Linked DNA regions of Homo sapiens: regions 2 and 3 are each linked to region 1. Evidence: chromatin contacts called from ENCODE Hi-C or POLR2A ChIA-PET data. All regions are on one chromosome and are shown on one strand. Each heading gives the region's core, a stretch centred on a gene start or an enhancer-like site at or near the end of the contact. The rest is flanking DNA. Distances are from core to core; before and after follow the strand shown. Region 1 holds the start of PYROXD1 (pyridine nucleotide-disulphide oxidoreductase domain 1). Region 2 holds the start of PPFIBP1 (PPFIB scaffold protein 1). Region 3 holds the start of MRPS35-DT (MRPS35 divergent transcript).

Region 1 (4,282 bases), core at 1,058-3,557:
ATTAAAGCAAACCCTCAATATTAAACACTTAGAATATTGGTCTAACTTTCCCCAGGTGCTCTGGCACTCCTATTCTGCCTCTTCCAGTCAGTACATATTGTGGGACGATAAAGCCATTTTAATAATTGCTTCCACAAAATTTAGAGGTATAACTTGTTAATGTTTCATTATTTTCCTTTAGCTACAACCTCGGTCTTCTTCACTCTGTACCTGAAAGCATTTTCTTATCTCAAAGTCTGGTTCCTCGACACCACCACCCTCAATAATCTGGCTTCTATTCCTACTCCATCACTAAAACAGCATGTTTGAGGGATCTATGAATCCTTAAAATCCAAGGGATTATTTATTTTTTTTTTAATGGAGATGGGATCTTGCCATGTTGCCCAGTCTGGCTTCAAACTCCTGGACTCATGCAATCCTCCCACCTTGGCCTCCCAAAGTTCTAAGATTACAAGTGTGAGCTATCGTGCCCAACACCCATGCGATTCTTCTCAGTCTCATTTTATTTGAACTTTCTATATTTGACAATATCATTACTCTCTCCATCTTTCTTTCCTCTGTATATTCTGTAATTTATATCTCTGCTGTTTCCATTGCTAGATGAGGTCCTCAAAACTTCTTTATACTACTGAAATCACCTTCGAATTGGCTCTCCAGTTTCACGTATAAACCAGCTGCCTCTGCCACAAATACATTGTAACTAATCATCTTTCAAGCCTTTTCATATGATCAAGTTACTCCACTGCTCAAAAACATTTGACTACTTGTAAATTCTTGTTAAGTTCTCAGCATGCTAAGACTCCTTATGATCTATGCTTTAAGCTTTACTGCTCCCTGATGATCCATGCTTTTCCACTGGAGATGACATTCTTTTCTTGAATACTTGGTAAACTTTCACTCATTCTTTCATAATGAGATTTTAAAAATACCTTCTTTGATTAAAAAAATTTCCTCTTCCCTAATTCACTCCCTACATACTCCACAGGCACCTCTAAGATAACCGTTGATATCTCTTGCATAGACATACAATATTGTAATATTGTCTCTTCCAGCAGGCTGTGAGTCCCCAGCATGGTATATACCATGCTGTTCATAGTTGAACACTCAGCCCTTAATACGGTGCCTGCATCATATATGTTTACTTAGTGAATAAACGGAAAATACGCATCCAACGATGGAAACACTTGAGTTTCTTCCACTATTTCTTATGACTTCAGTGATTGCTCATGTTTACTTTATATCAACAAAATAATGTAGAACTTTTTGGAATACACACATGTATCTGAATATATATGGTCTGGCTATTCAGTATAATCAAGAAAGCAAGCCCTACATGCATTTAATCCTTCGCTGATTATTTTACAAAACTTTACTAGAAATAAAGTTTCTTCTATCTTGGGAGTTCGAAGTATAGAAAACTTACATATGGGATTCTTTATTAATTAGTTAAGATGCACTAAAGACTTGGCAACTATCTGGAAACTAAACTCAATCACCTACGATAATTAACAAAGGGGGCTGAGGGCCGGGTGCTGTGGCTCAGGCCTGTAATGCCAGCACTTCGGTAGGCGGAAGCGGGCAGACTGCTTGAGCCCAGGAGTTCGAGACCAGCCTGGCCAACATGGTGAAAGCCCGTCTCTACTAAAAATACAAACATTAGCGGGGCGTGGTGGCTGGCGCCTGTAATCCCAGCTACAGGCTGACGCAACAGAAGAATCGCTTGAACCCGGGAGGCAAAGCTTGCATTAAGCCAAGATCGCACCACTGCCCTCCAGTCTGGGCGACAGAGTGAGACTCCGTCTCAAAGAAAAAGAAAAAAAAATAAAAAGAAAGGGGGCTGAATTTTTTGTCTAAATACAAAGTCCTCATGTCTGCTCTGACATTACAAGGATCTGAGCACGGATCAGCCAGCTTTGGTTTCTCGGCTATAATTTGCCTCCCACTCCTCCCTGCGCCTAAGAGAAAGCTAGTGAGGTCATCTGAGGACCACCAAGCAGTTTCTAAAATCTGGGAGCAATAAGTGCGGAAAAGGGCGCAGCAAAAAAGGAACCCGGAAGAAGAAAAAGGGAGGGGGTGGGAGGAAGGCCTCCAGTGCTATCCCCTTTGGGGTCGGGGAAAGAGGCGGAACCGCCTGAGCACCGCCCTACCTGCTCCGCACAAGTGACGCCCGCGATGCCGCCGCCGACCACCACGAACTTCCCTGCCGTCGGGGGAGGGCGCGCTGCCTCCATGCTGCCGGACTCCCAGTGGTTTACTGAATATCGCGGCGGAGCAACGGGACTCTGGACTCCAGGAGAGGAAGCAGCCGCGAGGCGGTCACTTCCGGTGCCTTACCAGATAATCCGACCTACGGGTGCTCGGGAGCTCACACTACTCATCTCGAGTACCTGCTGCCGGCTGCGTTTCGGAAGCAACGAATTGTCTCGTGGTGTTCAGAGCTTTGCGTTACTATTACTACACCTGAATGTAGTTATTCCATGAAAATTTGACAAAGAGAAAACCAAAAAATTAAAAATAAAAAAGTAAAGAAGATGGGTTGCCCAAAGAAGTTTGATAAATTACATATCTAAAGATAGACCAGTGTTCTCACGGGACAAAACATTCATATAATAAATGAATTGGTGTGAAGTTCTCATTATTTGTTTCTGCGAGAAATTAGAGGCACAGATTTTATGCTCTTATGAGTAGAAGGAGCCTTCGGGAACATCCTGACCCCACTCCTGTCATTTTTGTAGATGAAGAAACTTGAGTCTTCTGAAAACCACTTGATTGCCACCGTTCACCTAACAATCCAAGATTTTTGTTTGTGGAAGCACAAAAATTCTTCATGACAAGGCAAAACAATACTACTGAATTGTTCTCTAAAAAATCATCCTTTTCATTTACAACTTTGACCTCAGCTAAAGTTTCCAGGAAGAATGTACAGTTGCTTTCCATTTTGTCAAAACAAATGAACATTTCTTAAATTTCCAGTCAATAGCAGCATGTGTGAGGGTTGAATGAAATATTCCCAGTCTCGGTTTTACTGTGAATTTTTTTCGTGGTCAATTGTTTTTAAGAAATTGCTAAATCATTTTTAACTGTTTTTACTATATTATTCACTATTCATATTATTTTACTATTTACTATTACCTTTGCTGTCTCATATAACTTTCCCTAGGAGTTGTTTTGTAATGGTAAGGTATTATCTCTCAAATGGTTCACTCTAAAACTGGTAATTACCCGAGTCCCTTTAATTCTTTAAACACTGAGAATAACCATTATATATTAACAGGAAAGCCTACCACGTATCTAATTACAGGCATTTACTGATACCTGTAAAAATCATTGTTCTTTGATTTACCAAGTTAAATGGTAAGCGGTTTAATAAACGTGTCTAATTCCTGTTACTAGTATAGCAACCAAACAAAGCATTCATTTCTAGGAGGAGGAAATACATTCCTTAAGCCCATTTAGATCTCATCTTGCTTCAGCTTATTTTCACATTATCTCACTCACACTGTGTTCCATTCAGGCCACACTACACTTCCAGATCCCAGGATATGCCATTTTCTTTCTGAGCATTTGCACATATCTTTTTCCCAACTACTTTTCCCTGGCTAACTCATCAACCTTTGGTTTCATCAAGCCATTGCTTCCCCTTTAAGATACTTTATCTAACATCCTCAAGACAGCTAGGTGTCCTCTCCGTGTGTTCTTATAGCACTTTGTCATCCTCTAAATTTAGACTTATCCCACTTTATTGTAAATTCTTACTGCCTGACCCCACCACCACCATAAACTGCTTACATAATCTCAGGGATTATTTTTGTCTCCCTTTGTATCTCCAATGTTTAGTAGGGAGTATGTATTCAACAAAAATGTGCTCAACGAAATAGGAAGTTGGTGGAGCATGAAACTCCCCTGAAGTCCTTCTAAAGATTTTTAGATTCATTGTCCAGGGTCAGGATCCTCTTGTATATTGTGACAGGGGTTTCCTCTTTATGGAAGTCGGAAGGAAGAATGGAGTGGAATTTAAGCTCCCAGGGGAAACGGAAGGAGATCATCGTCTGTGGGAGGGGAAGCAAAGTAGTAGGAGGCTCCTCAAATGTAAAGGGGTAATGACTCCACACTCTCCTTTTTTCTTCCCCTTGTGAAGGCTGGCTTTTTTGTCAAAGGTGATGTAGGGATAAGACCTAGCTGCCTGCCACACTGGCATGAATATCCAACTTTTAGAAATGTCTAAGGGTTAAAGAACTTTCAGTGCATCTCACCTTAATGTTGATTAAATTAGATACATATA
Region 2 (4,078 bases), core at 182-2,681, 6.1 Mb before region 1:
TCCCATTTCCTCCAGACCTGGCAACAGTAGGATCCTCACTGCTGAGGAGGAACTTCGGTGAAGGAAAGGGGAAACTTGACTCAGGAGTCTCAGCGCTTACTTTTTTTTTTTTTTTTTTTTTTTCCTTCCTGCTCCAAAAGAGAGCCTTAAAGCACTGATGAGAGGGTCCTGAATCGGTGTATGGAGTCAATTTCCCCGCCCCCTCGAGAAAGTCAATCACACCCAGTTAGTGACCTGGGCACACAAAATCTCCACATAGGAAAAAGACAGGGTTTGAAATAGGAAATAAACAAAAATCAGAATTCTATTCTTTCACTTCTTAAAAGTATCTTTTTCCTCCCGCAATTGCTTTCTCAAAATACCAAACTTGGACTTTGAAATCAAGTTCTTTTTCTATTGCTCTCCGCAGTTCTTACTGAAAGCAAGGATTTGTTTTGGTCCCACATGTTGAAAACTTCACGTCCCTATAATTAAGAGTTTATATGCCACGCCTTCCACCGCGTTTCCCTGTTAAAACTCCCTTCTCTAAAAAAGATCCCTGAAAACACAACTACCAGCTCGCCCCTCAAGCAGCCACAGGAAACAGATCTGAAGATTCTCAGCAGCCATCCTAACCTCTCCAGATATAAAGCTGGCAGCTGAAGGGATTTCTCGGTTAAAATGAGTGAATACTAGTTGCAGTTTTAGAAGTGTGCCCCCAAGAGACGAGTTTTCCCGCAAGCTCATAATTAATAAACACCCCAAGTGAATTTCTCACATCCTGACTGGATTACACAAAAGGATATTTTACATTGATATATAAGACTAACATTGATATTCTTTTAATATATAATAGGCCACAAGGAGACAAAAAAATACAAAACTTTTTTTTTCTTTTCAACGAGCATAATTTTTGAGTCGATGATCCATAATTTTTTGTGGCATTTTTAAATGCCTCAATACACACAGACAGAGAGACACACACGCCCCTCTGGTTGGGGTTCTCAGGTATTACCGGGAGCCTAGGGTGTGGGGGTCTAAGGATACAGACAAGACCTAAACGTCCAATCCTGGAGTATTCTTCACGTACAAGCTCGGTCCAAGCCCCAGGAGTTAAGCCCTACCCCTCCACCCCCACCACCCCCAAAAAGTGCCCGTTCCCATTGGGAAACAGGAGTGAGTTGCACAAGGAAATCGACCCGGGGAAGAGGAGGAGCAGCTGCAACAGCCAGCTGCAGCCACACAACGGTGCCACTTCCCTCCCGTCTGGGAGTGGAGCAAAACGCCCTTACCTGGGGGGTGGAGAGCCGCCGGCACTAGTTCCAAAAGTTCTGGTCCACCTCCTCTCGGAGTTCAAAGCCCCAGCACTCCGGCCCGGCCGCCAGCTCGCAGCACACGAGTCCTTCCCCGTCCTTTCCCCACCCTGCCTGCACTACACCATGTCAGGAATCCGGGCAGGCACCGAGCTGGGAGCTGACATCACTCCCAGTTCCAGGTACCTCCCCCTCCCACTGCCGCCCTTCTCTCCTCCCTCCCTGCAGGAATCAGCCAAAGAGAGTCAGCAGTGGGGCGGGGCCGGGGGCGCCTGCGCGCCCGCTGATTGGAGCCGGGGAACGTCACTCAGAGGAGTCCACTAATTTTATGCATTCCTCGCTGAGCCAGACTAGGGCTGGAAGTGGGTGGATGGAAGAAAATGCTGCCCTTCCTGCTATCTCTAAGGAACGGAGATAATCCGATGGGGAAGAACCTGGCGGGTCGAGTTTTAAACTTTTCTTGTTGTAGTTACTGAGATTCCAGATCAGAAACGAAACTAACCCACGCGAACCCCCTTTTTAAGGAGAAACAATTGCCTCGGTGTCACAGGCACACGGGCATGTACAAGCCCGGCGGCGCGTGGTGTAGAAAATGGCTAGCTTTAAGCCATGCAAATAAAGGAAAACGTCAGCTCACCCTTCTGCCCTTTTATCCTGGGACTGCTGGGTGTTCCCTTAGACGGGGAATGTAGAACTTCAAAAGCACTTCAGAAAGATTTGGAAGAGACTCCTGAAAACGGTGACCGAGCTTTGAATTGTTAAGTGGTGGTGTTGTCAGCCATGTGGCTGCTGTTGCTTTTAGCGATGAAAATCACACCACACAAGCTTCTCGGGCAAGTAAAATTGAATCTCTGAAGCAAGAAAAATGTATTTCCCCGTTTAAAGACCTTAAGGCTGCTGTTTCAATGCACACACTGAAAAGGGTGGAGGAAGGAGGGACCTCACAATTGAGTTCCACAAACCACATGAGAATAATTACTGTAGAATGGAACCAATTGTAGTGGCTGAGCTCTCAATTAAGAATTAACTAACGTTTATCCTTGACAGATATCATGCGGTATAATCCCCTTGGCTGACAGAAGAAAAAGATTCTCAGAAAATGGTTCTTTCAAGGCAGATGCTGCTTACAGGCAGACCTGAATGGTGAAAAGCAGCTTTATTTGTATGAGATATAGGTAGCATATAACCCACCATCTTCTAAAAATATAGTGAATTAATAACTTTCTCTTTTTTTTCTTCTTTTTTTAAACAGGTCACTCTGCCACCCAGGCTGGAGTGCAGTGGCATGATCTGGCTCACTGCAACCTCCTTCTCCTGGGTTCAAGTGATTCTACTGCCTCAGCCTCCGAGTAGCTGAGACTACAGGCGCCCACCACCACACCCGGCTGATTTTTGTATTTTCAGTAGAGACGGGGTTTCCGCCATATTGGCCAGACTGGTCTCGAAATCCTGACCTCAGGTGATCCACCCTCTTCGGCCTCCCAAACTGCTGGGATTACAGGCGTGAGCCACCACACCAGGCCTCATTGTTTTTTGATTGATGACATGCCATACATTTACCGATCTGCCAAAAATTGTAGAGGGATGCACAGAATCCAGCATTGTGTCTTGTTTAATCTTCTCAATCATCCTGTAAATTGAGTGTTACTAGCCCTATTTTAACGTAAGGAATCAAAGGCTCAGCAAAGTTATGTAAGTAAATTTCTCCAAATCAGCTAGAACTTGGATTGAAACCGAGGTCTATTTGACTCCAAAGCCATTGATTTTCTTTCTATATCTCAAGTATTGAGTGTCCATAATTTATACTTTTTCAAACAATAGAATGCTACAAGAAATCCACAGGCTTGGGCCACTGCTCTCACAGACCTACTTTATATAATTACCATCTTGTTGCTTGTCAGACCTGCAGTATTCCAAACTCCTGACTTGAATTTCTGACTCCAGTTTCCCCCAGTTCTAATTATTTCTCTGTACCACTCACTACCGATGAGTTTTCTAAAATGTTTGGTTTTGTCATCAACATCTTCCCCTCTAAATCAGGTCCCCCTTTCCCTGCAATTCTTATCTAGCCATTTAAAACTCTCTCTTATCCTGCTTCTTACCTTTCCCAGCTTATCTCCCACTTCGCTCCCAGGAAACCCTCTCTGTAGTCAAACAGGTCTACTCACAGATCCCTGCTTCGTTCTCACCTTTCAGCCTAACCGAAATCCCCACTCCTCTGTGGGTTAAGTCCCACCCTTCTCTCAAAGCCTAATTAAATTAAAGTCCTTGTCCTCTGCCAAGACTTAGCTGTGTGTTACAGTGGACAGAGAAAAGGACTCAAGGTTCTTGGCCTGGCTCTGCCACTTAGCTATTGGGTAACTTTGGGCAAGTCACTAAAACATCCATCCCGAATCTCAGTTACCTCCTCTTTAAAATAGGGCTGACAATACCTATGTTAAAGGTTGTTATAAGGATTGAGATTGTACAGATGTGTAAACATGTGGTTATACATGTCCAGTTAAATGCCTTTCCTGCCTTCCCAAACTCTGAAGAGCAAGCATCTTGCTTATAGGACCTCTTTATATTCCTTATACCCAATTCAAGGAAAAGGCTCAATAAAAATATAGGGCATGAGAAAATAGATCATTGTATCATTTCTATTCTCTTCCATTCTTTAAATGCAGTCTATCCCCAAATAATCTCTCAGACAAAAACTTTAACTGTTTCTTCTTGTTCTTTTTTTCCTCTCTCTTTCTCTCTTTTTATGCCAGAAGGGCCAGAGCCCTTCTGTTCTCCCACACCCC
Region 3 (4,018 bases), core at 1,185-3,684, 6.3 Mb before region 1:
AAAAGTGTTTTGACAGAGTGAGAGCACATGGAAAATCAAAGTGAACAAATTCAATATGGCTGAAATTTAAGAACAGAACAGAGAGAGACAGAGAGAAAAGAGGCTGAAGGCACTTAACAGGCGTCTTAACTATAATGCATCCTTAGCAGAACTTTTTTTCTTTTGAGATAGGGTCTCACTCCCGTCACCCAGGCCGGAGGGCAGTGGTGCGATTACGGCTCACTGTAATCGACTTCCCAGGCTCAGGTGATTCTCCCACTTCAGCCTCTGGAGTAGCTGGAACTACAGGCATGGGCCACCACGTCTGGCTAATTTCTTGTATTTTCAATAGAGACGAGGTTCCGCCATGTTGCCCAGGCTGGTCTCAAACTCCTGGGCTCAAGGGATCCGCAGGCCTCGACCTCCCACAGTGCTGGGATTACAGGAATGAGCCCCCACACTCAGCCCCTTGGCAGGGCTTTTGATTTTCTTCTTCCAGTCTTCCCAATTCGTGTACATGGAATCATCATTCATCCAATTGCTCAGAACAAAAATGTAACAGGATTTTTTTGAGACTTGTCCTCAAGCCCCACATCAAATCCATCAGTAAATCCTATGAACTTTACCTTCAAAATATATCGCAAATACAACCACACCTCCTTCTCCACTATTACTTTAATCCAAGTCACCATCACCTCATTTGGATTACTGCAACAGCCTCCAAACAGATCTTTGGCTTCCACTCTTACCCCAGTAAAGCAGCCAGTGATCTTTTAAAAACGTAAATCACATTATATCAGTTCCCTGTTCCAAGCCTTTCAATATAAAACCCAAGCCAAAAATCCAAATGAAATGTCTACAAACTCTTGAGAGATCAGATTATTACTTAACTAACTCTCTGACGTCTTATACTACCACTCTCTCCTCTACTCACACTTAGCTCCTGCCACATTGTCCTTCTTCCCGTTCCTTGATCACACCCCTCAGATTGTTCTCAACTTTTGGCCTTTGCACTTATAGTTCCCCATACCCCAAAGGCTCTTTCCCCATATCTCTGCATGGCTTGGGGCCCTGTTCAAATGTCACTTCCTCAGAAAGATCTTTCCTGACCATCCTGTGGCCACTACTCCCCCCAAATCCATCATTCTCAATACTCTACTTTATTTTTCTTCAAAGCATTAAACCCTATCTGACATCTTATTTAGTTGTTTGGTTGTTTATACTATTGACTTCCCCACCTTGCCGTATCTCCGGTGAGTGTCTAGAACACTGCATGGTATACAATAGGAGTTAAGTATTCCAAGAATTTAAGAATGAAAATTTAAAAATAGACAATTATTAGACCTATGAAGAGCCAGTATGAAGGATTAATGTATTTATAGTTTATCTGAAAACAATGGGAAACCATTTGTAGATCTTGAACATGAGAGCAGCAAGACAAGATCTAAATTTTGAAAACCTCATTTGGCTGTTTTGAGAATTCAATGTAGGAGAGCAAGAGGGGAAACAGGAAACGGAAAAAAAACTTGTAGAAATGAGATGGTCACCTGAACTAGATAGTTGGTAGTATGAGGAGAGTAAATTAGAGATATAACAGGAAGTAGCACAGGTAGGATCCGCCTATTGATTAGACTCACGCCAGCTCCTCCTCAACGCTCCCGTCATTCTAGCCACACTTCTATCACAGCGCCTCTCACCCTACATAGCACTTCTCCGCTAATAAATCTGTATTTTCCACTAGAGTCCTCCGGGGTAAGCACGCTATCAAGCATCCCTACAATCTCTGTTAAATGGAGGTCATCAACGCCTGTTGAATGAAGGCCGCCCATTTGGTGGCCTGGAATTCAGAGCAGCAATTTGTCCTAGCACAGCCGTATGACTCTCTTAATGTTTGGGGAAATCCATGGTTCAACAGCGCCGATGCCCGATAAACAACACAGCACCAGTAACCTGTGCCAGGGGCTGTGGACGGGGGCAACACAGGAGCAGGTCACGGGGAAGGGGGATGTAAGCTTTCTGAGCAAACTCCCAGAGCACCCAGGGCAGAAACAGGCGGCTAGAAGCCGGGCAACGCGGGTGCAGAGCACAGACCCACGTCCATGGTTTTCCTACCAGACGGGCCTGGCAGCGGACGCACTGGCCTCCCCCGGGCGGCGCTGGCTCAGCCACCGCGGCACCCTTCATGAGGCCGGTATTCCGCTCTTGCACCTCCCCCAAAGCCCAGAGAAGACGAGACAGACACTCACGCAGGCTAGGTGTCGGGACCGGAGTGGCCGAGTAGACGGCAGTGGAGAATGCACGCAGAGTCCTTGCCCTCGACTGCAGAGACAGCCATGCTGGGAGCGCGGCGGCCGCCATGGCTGCGAGGACGGCAAGCCGGAGGGGACAAGCGGCGTTCAGTGTCAGGGGCGGGCCTGGGGCCGCTAAGCGCAGGCTCCCTGGGCTGGCACCGCCCTAGGCTGGAGAAAGAGGAAACACGTTGGTCTGCGCACTCAGAGCCGAGTCAAATGTGCAGGAAGATTCCCCCAAACTGAAAGAAGTAATGAAAAGAAAACAAAAAAAATCCTTAAAAATCGAGTGAATCAGTTCGTAGAGAATTGCAGATAAAGACCGTAGGGATAGGGGTTGCGGCTCACTGAAGGCGGGCGTGCTCTGGGTGGAACCTCAGTTGATCCGAGAGTCAGGCGGTCTACCCGAGGGACTCTTGTTATTTATAATTGTTGCTTTTCTACATTTACTTGGATTAAAGAAGTCTTCAACTAATGCCAGTAATATGCGCTAAGGGGAGAGAAGCAGTATCCCGAGCCAGAGTGCTTGGGTTTCAAACTTGACTTCACCACTTCTGGGATGTATGATCTCAGACAAGTTAGCATAGACAAATATTTGTGTACAGCGTTGGCATACAGTGAACACCGCGTGTACGTAGCCTATAACTTTTAGCTATATATGGTTAGCTTGTTGTTAGATCAGCTTAGAATTACAGAAAGTCAGAACTCATCAGGACCTAGAAAATAAACTTTTAATGAACACTCTTAAATTTTCTACGGTAGGATGAATTAACATACAAGCCTTAATAAAACAATTCTCGGCCGGACGCGGTGGCTCGCGCCTGTAATCCCAGCACTTTGGGATCCCGAGGCGGGTGGATCACCTGAGGTCAGGAGTTTGGGACCAGCCTGACCAACATGGAGAAACCTGGTCTCTACTAAAAATACAAAATTAGCCGGGTGTGGTGGCACATGCCTGTAATCCCAGCTACTCGAGAGAAGAATCGCATGAACCCGGGAGGCAGAGGTTGCGATGAGCCGAGATCGCGCCATTGCACTCCAGCCTGGGCAATAAAAGCAAAACTCCGCCTCAAAAATAAAATAAAATAAAATAAATTCTCTATTTTCTCTTTATTTTAAAAATTATTTTAATTAATTAATTAATTATTATTATTTTTGAGACAGAGTCTTGCTCTGTTGCTAGGCTGGAATGTGGTAGCAGGACCATGGCCCACTGCAGCCTTGACCTCCCAGGCTCAAGTGATCCTCCTACCTCAGCCTTTCAAGTAGCTGAGGCTACAGGCACGCACCACCACACCCAGCTAATTAAAAAAAAAATTGTTTTTCCAGAGATGAGGTCTCACAGTGTTGCCAGGGCTGGTCTCAAACTCTTGGGTTCAAGCGATCCTCCTGCCTTGGCCTCCCAAAAAAGTGATAGGACTACAGGCGTGAGCTACTGCACCTGGCCTATTTTTTCTATTTTTAAGTTTTTTGTAGAGTTGGGGGTCTTGCTATGTTGTCCAGGCTGGTCCCAAACTCTTGGCTTCATGTGATCCTCCTGCCTTGGCCTCCCAAAATGTCGGGATTACAGGCATGGGTCTGGCCTATTTCCCTATTTTGTCTCAAAGTGACAAAATTATAACAGTAAAAACAACTAAAAATAAACAAAACCGATTCTTGGTAAGCATACAACCAGTAGAGCAGAGGTATGCAGGTGTCCAAGAATATTCTAGCTGTGAACATTCAGTGCGCCATGGACATCAATCAGTAAG

The links. A loop is a pair of places that touch in the nucleus more often than their neighbours do. ChIA-PET counts read pairs that join two places held with the same protein, here RNA polymerase II (POLR2A). Pooled maps may share reads with other maps.
Region 2: a loop to region 1 is called in a pooled map, with 12 times the contacts of the local background. The contact joins the promoter of PPFIBP1 here to the promoter of PYROXD1 in region 1. A Hi-C loop is called at or near these places in 2 of 50 pooled maps. POLR2A ChIA-PET finds 5 or more read pairs at or near these places in 2 of 52 experiments (H1 and T-cell).
Region 3: a pooled map shows a loop between it and region 1 (12-fold over the local background). The contact joins the promoter of MRPS35-DT here to the promoter of PYROXD1 in region 1. A Hi-C loop is called at or near these places in 3 of 50 pooled maps.

The regions. Positions count from the first base shown.
Region 1 is chr12:21,435,680-21,439,961 of GRCh38, reverse strand. It overlaps PYROXD1 (pyridine nucleotide-disulphide oxidoreductase domain 1), which reads right to left and starts at 2,307. Exons shown (of 12, transcript NM_024854.5): 1 at 2,148-2,307. The coding sequence starts at 2,231. RefSeq lists enhancers at 2,159-2,348, 2,399-2,478.
Region 2 is chr12:27,521,559-27,525,636 of GRCh38, reverse strand. PPFIBP1 (PPFIB scaffold protein 1) reads right to left here and starts at 1,431. Exons shown (of 30, transcript NM_003622.4): 1 at 1,272-1,431. RefSeq lists enhancers at 809-1,409, 1,656-2,115, 2,013-2,614.
Region 3 is chr12:27,709,163-27,713,180 of GRCh38, reverse strand. MRPS35-DT (MRPS35 divergent transcript) reads left to right here and starts at 2,434. Exons shown (of 5, transcript XR_001749448.2): 1 at 2,434-2,518. It overlaps MRPS35 (mitochondrial ribosomal protein S35), which reads right to left and starts at 2,349. Exons shown (of 8, transcript NM_021821.4): 1 at 2,226-2,349. The coding sequence starts at 2,337. RefSeq lists enhancers at 1,929-2,718, 2,729-2,808, 2,839-2,918.